Linked DNA regions of Mus musculus: region 1 is linked to region 2. A link is a loop called in an ENCODE intact Hi-C map of the cell type or tissue named here. Cell type or tissue: heart. All regions are shown on one strand. Each heading gives the region's core, and the rest is flanking DNA. Links, peaks and the distances in the headings are about the cores only. Region 1 overlaps Rnft1 (ring finger protein, transmembrane 1). Region 2 overlaps Med13 (mediator complex subunit 13).

What was found. A loop is a pair of places that touch in the nucleus more often than their neighbours do. Peaks named below come from ENCODE experiments on the same cell type or tissue, not always from the same donor. Only the 100,000 strongest peaks of a DNase experiment are listed, where the experiment ranks them.
Region 1: a loop joins it to region 2, with 2.4 times the contacts of the local background. A loop is called at or near these places in 3 of 42 quality-filtered maps.

Annotation. Positions count from the first base shown.
Region 1 is chr11:86,496,897-86,499,822 of GRCm38, reverse strand. It overlaps Rnft1 (ring finger protein, transmembrane 1), which reads right to left. Exons shown (of 9, transcript NM_029788.5): 9 at 816-2,926. Rps6kb1 (ribosomal protein S6 kinase, polypeptide 1) reads left to right here. Exons shown (of 15, transcript NM_001114334.2): 15 at 1-954. Among named protein-coding and RNA genes, the nearest start is that of Rnft1, 14 kb to the right of the region's middle. In heart, for the core only: a CTCF peak has its summit at 1,682 (motif pointing right); no DNase peak of the experiment used is centred there.
Region 2 is chr11:86,273,501-86,276,426 of GRCm38, reverse strand. Med13 (mediator complex subunit 13) reads left to right here. Exons shown (of 30, transcript NM_001080931.2): 28 at 880-1,053. All of the region lies in intron 2 of Brip1os (BRCA1 interacting protein C-terminal helicase 1, opposite strand), which reads right to left. Among named protein-coding and RNA genes, the nearest start is that of n-TQttg2, 13 kb to the right of the region's middle. In heart, for the core only: no CTCF peak of the experiment used is centred there; no DNase peak of the experiment used is centred there.

The sequences.
Region 1 (2,926 bases), core at 158-2,657, 220 kb before region 2:
TTTATAAACCAGCTGTGATTAACAATGTATTAATTATTTGAACTTGAACCAGACCATTAGGAAAATTATGTTATTTGTTCCCCTTGTATGCTCTTAACTTAAAGAATTTTCCCACATACCGTTTTTGAGATAGTTTGAGATTTGAGGATAGGATGCATGTGAGAGACTCCATAAATTCAACATTCTGTACTATAGCTGACAACTATAAACAAAATGTATCTTAGCATTAATATCTTGAGCCTTGAACATCATATTTAATACAGGACCATTTTAGAAATATTCAGTTAGTTGTATATTTCCTAGGTTACAAGGGCTAGATCTAAGATTATTCTCATGAGAAATGTTGAATTTATGAGAAATGGATTTTGAGGCTTTGAAAATGAAAATGGCTAGTATCTCAAAGATGTCAGTATCCATACATCTATGGTTTCATCCCAGGAGCAGACATTAGCTAGCTGGACAAACAGTTGTGACAATATTTGTCACATAGGGGCCTATGGTTTGTTGCTCAACAATATAGTACTTTTCTCATGTGACTCAACACTATAGCACAAGTATTATTTCCCTGGATTCTCTGAAGGAGCATCTAAAAGACGGGTTTCTGACAGTGTTTGCTCTTTAAACTATGTTTTCTCCTACCCCAAGTTGGCTTTGCATCTATTAAATAAGTTCTTCAGCTGCCTTACTAGGAGTTCTACGAGGGCAACATCTTTTCTGCATTTCACCTTGTATTTAGTTTACTGTGTTAAGATATTTGATTTCAGATTGAATGAATGTAAATAGAAATTAAATGCAAATTTGAATGAACATAAAATAGAAGTGATTTTTTATTACTTGAGAGAAAAAAATTTTAGTATATTTACTATAGCATACATAACAGATGTACAATTTTTTCATTAACGTGTTAGATATGTTCATGTTACCATATTTAATAAACTACTTTTGTATAAAAGATAACAGTTATAAAACTTTCTCCCGAGACATTGGAGCTATTTAAATATATAACAAATCTTAGTGGTCATTTTATGTATTAAGTGTTACAGATTCTTGTTATTTTTAATATACTTGAATTGTTTGCTTTTAAAAATATTCATGAAACAAGCTATGTGGAATCTAGTTTCACATAAAAATAGTGGGAATAATTTCTTATATTAATAATCAACAATTTGCCTAAGTACACCTCATAGCTAGCTTTGATAATGTAATGTTCATGTTCAAAATAATTGTACAAAAAATTAGCAAATATGTCAGATAGCTTCACAGGAGCAATGCTGTGCCTTTCGAGGGCATGGTTTTGGTTTCTAGTACTCACATAATAGTGGTTCATCATAACTATCACAAAATAAATCTGAAAAACAAAGAAATCACCCATCTTGCCACATGCGGTGGTGCCTGCCTTCAGTCCCTTCCCAGTCCTCAGGAGACAGAGGCAAGCAGATCTCTGTGTTTGTAGCTAGCCTGGCCTATAAAGCAAGTTCCAGGACAGCGTAGGCTGCACAGAAACCCAATCTCGAAAAAAATGAAAAACAAAAGTATCTCTAGCAAGGAGTTATAGTCTCAATCCTGGTGGTTGGTAGCATCTCCCCCCGGCCCCAATCCCCTTACCTCCCCTCTCTCTTTGGACATTTATTTTTATGTATATAGGTGTTTTGCCTGTATGTGTCTGCATCATGTGTGCATTGCTCAAGAAAGCCAGAAGAGGGCATCAGACTCCCCTGGAACTGGAGATGGTTGTTCGCTGCGGTGTGGGAACACCCACAGGCCTCTGGAGCAACAGTGCTCTTCACTGCTGAGCCATTGCTCTATGCCCTAGCAGCATTTCTCAGTGCTGGGACAGCAACTGTTTAGAGAGGATGATCTAAATCCACAAAATCAATCCTCTTCCTTTGAGGTGAAAGCAAAGGGCAAAAGCAAGAGAAATGTTTCAGTTTATTACTGATAATGAGTACCACAACCTTACTACATTTTCTGGTTTTTGTTTAGAGACAAGATCTCTTTATATAGCCCTAGGTGGTCTGGAACAAGACAGGGTTTCTCTCTATAGCCCTGCCTGTCCTGGAACTTGCTCTGGAGACTAGATGGGCATCAAACTCAGATTCACCCGCTTCTGCCTTTAATTGCTGGGGTTAAAATATTTGCTATGAGTTACTTCCCTTTTCCTAATTTTAAGTGATAGCCTTGTGAAAAAATCCACCCACCTCAGTCTTCTACAAACTCCCTTTGTTATTTAATCATATTAAAAAAACAAGTTGCCTGGAGAAACTGTGATAAGTGTTAAGAGGGATGAATGTAATAGTTTTAAACAGGAAGTCATTTCAGCTGACTTTCACAGTGAAATTTTAATCACAAATCACTTTCTCTCCTTCATCCCTTGTATATCTAACAACTAAGCTTCACCACAAAGCCAGGAAGGTGATTTAATATACTTAGCAGTGATTCTCATTAGGCAAGGTGTGTGTGTGTGTATAATAGACTCTATGTGTGTGTGGACACATACAATATACACAAATATAGAGTGAATACTCATTTAAAACAAAAAGTGATGTGGTGTTTATCTGGTTGAGGGTATCACAGTCTTCCTGTACCTCTGTCAATCTAGGTAGCAGCTGTACAGACATGATTTCACCCATGACACTTGGTCACTATCCTTATTAAGCCATGTACTGGTTTAGTCTGTCTTTAAAGTTTAACTTTAGTCAGGTGGTGGTGGTGGTGGTGGTAGCACACGACTTTAATCCCAGCATTCAGCATAAACTCTGGTCCTGGAACTGCAGCACATGTTCTAATCTGCTAAAGCCATCTCTAGAACCCAGCTTAGTCTGTCTTACACGGCTAATTTGTTTTTGTCTCAACTTCTCCTTGTTACTGATGATAAATGCGAAGAAGCCTTCGCAGTAGCAGCCCTTTAGTCATGGTAAAGATTTCA
Region 2 (2,926 bases), core at 160-2,659:
GCTTTTTTTTTAAACATTAGAAGTACCACTAATTTTATGATCAAAACACATTATATGAAATTCTCAAAGAACTGATAAAAACGTTGGGGGAGAAGCTGTTTCTCCTGTCTTATCACAGTAGAAGGGTTTATGGTGCTTGAGGTACTGATGTAATGAATATTTTTATTATGCATTTTATTTTTCTTTTATCTGTTTTCTTAAAGTAAATGCTGAGAAATTTGTTGGCCAATTCAAAGGGAATGAATAAAAGTCTGTGGTATTATAATGTCTTCCAAAACACTGTTGAAATTAATGGCATTTTATAGATAGTGCTATGGGAACAGAGAATGGAATCTGCCTTTTGAATTGGGGCAAGGAATTAGTTGAATAAGTATTAGGACATAAGTGGCAGCTATATTGAACCATTTGTATTTTGTACTCAGTTCAACCTGAGGCATACTCATTTTGTCTCACAGTTTTTGTAACACACTGCTTTTATGATATTACTACATTTAGTTATTAGGCTTGGAATTAAATTTAAATGTCACATATGTTAGACAGGTATGCTCCCGTGAACCTAGATCCTCAGCCCTCTTTTTTTCTTTTGAGATGGTCTAGCTGAGAGTTGTCCAGACTAACCTTGAACGTTGTAGCCTACACGGGCCTTTAACTTCTTTTTATCCTCCTGCTTTAGCTCTGAGTAGTAGATATTATTGGCCTGTCACCAGGTTAGATGTAGTACTAATTGAGACTCTTAAGTAAATAACCATTTAATTTTTAGTATTTTATGTGGTTTATTGAGATAGTAATATGAAATTATTAATTGTTGTAAGCATTTGTATTTATATTTGTTGTCTAGAGATGTATTAAATGAACTAATAATACTCTTGTCTTTTTAAGGGTCAGGGTACTGATCGGCTACTTTCAACAGAATCGCATGATGAAGTAACTAATATTCTTCAACAACCATTGGCCCTTGGATACTTTGTATCAACTGCCAAAGCGGGTCCATTACCTGACTGGTTCTGGTCAGCATGCCCTCAAGCACAATATCAATGCCCCCTTTTTCTTAAGGTATTAGTATTTCTGTGCCAATTCCTAACGAATCCTAGTAGATAGTTTTTAGTTCTAATAATTACTAAAGTAGCATTTTAAAGTTTTATAGCTCATTTGAATTCCAAGTTCGTTTATGCTTTGTTGTGTATATTTCTGTAAATGGTGTCATAAAGAGAATTACTTAATATGAAACACATAATTATAAAAAATTTATATGAAGATTGACTGTTATTCTTAAGGCTCCTGGAACTTTTGGTTTTAAGTTGTATTTTCATTGTAGTACAGAAGCTGAGAGCCTAGAAACACTGCCCTGTCTCTTTGTGTTCTTATCTTCCATCTAAATATATTGTAACTTTGGAAACTCATTCATCTAAAGTCATAACTTTGTAGTAGACATCAAGATTAAAGCCTGAGTCTTTGTTATTTGAATGGACTCATACTAAACTCCTATTTTATTATTTTGAAGATTAAAAAATTTAGCAACTTTGTAATTCTTGGTTTTAGTTTAATTTACCTACTCTAAAAAGTTTCCTTTGTATAAATTACTTTTGAGTAGGATGAGTGTGATAGCTCATGCTTTTAATCCCAGCATCCAGGAACCAGAGGCAGCAAGATTTCTGTAAGCTTGAGGCTATTCTGGTATACATAGAGAGTTCCAGGCCAGCCAGGGATACGTAGTGAGACTTCTGTCATAGAAAAAAGCATATAAACAACTAGTTGAGTAGGTTGGGCATGGTGACTTGGGAGGCATAAGCAAGAAGTTTACCCAGGAGTTGAAGGCCAGCTTGGTTTACAATGAGTTCTGAGTGAGCCAGTGGGACAGAGCTAGACCTTCTCAAAACATAAGCTGCTGAGCGGGTTTTAGGAAGTGAGAATCTTAGACCTATAGATACTTATTTTTTTAACCTTCATTTTATAGTCTAAATTATCAGATGGTGAAGTAAAATGAGTCATGAAAGCCCTGTGTGATTATTGTTAAAGTTGCTACTACCAGTACAAAATAATAAATGAAGACCTGACTCTCACTATGTAGAAACCACTGTAAGTGGGCTCTTCATGTTTCAGGTCAGATGGTAACACTTTAATTTCTTGAGATTATATTTTCTATTTTTTTGATACCCTGGATATATATCCCATTCTGTGAAAGCTACTTGCGATTAAACAATGGGCTTCTGTCGCACACTTATAAAGACTATTAACTGTCGTTAATAATCTGAGTAATTTTCCCCTTCTCTTAATGTGAATTAACTATGCTAGGCAAGTGCTCTGAGCTCTCCCTGCCCTTGAATTGCCTATTAATAAAAATTATAGTTTATCCTGTGACTTTTATTCTTCTCTGAGATATTCATTGGTCTGTTGTAAATCTCATTTACATGAACATCTTCTCAAGGGGCTTTCTGCAGAATAGTAGGATGGAATCTCCACTAAGCAGAGTTCCTTGGTCCTTTGGGAAGTGCTGCCCACTTACAGTCACAGAACCTGTATGTACACTAAAGTTCTTATAATAGCAGTAAATAACTTTGCTTACCCAGCATTTTCCAAATTTAGTATAATACCTATTTGTAGTTCATGACCTTAGTGTTTCAGGGCACACTTTTGTTAGTAAACACTTTTATGAAAAGTCCAAGGGACTATCCAGATTGTTTTCTACTCAATATTTATTTACAGAGAGGATAGTGTAAAGTGAGCATTCACCCTCAGATACAGTGTAACACGATTAGGACTCCTGAACCCCAGGTAAGGCATGACTTAACGTAACTTTGTTCACCTTTTATTTTTTTCATGTATCCCATTTTAGTTCTGTACTGTAGTCAATAAAACCACATCATATATTTCTTTTTTACTTGAGAAATCAGTGGGTTTTAGATGGTTAAAAATAATTTTTATTATA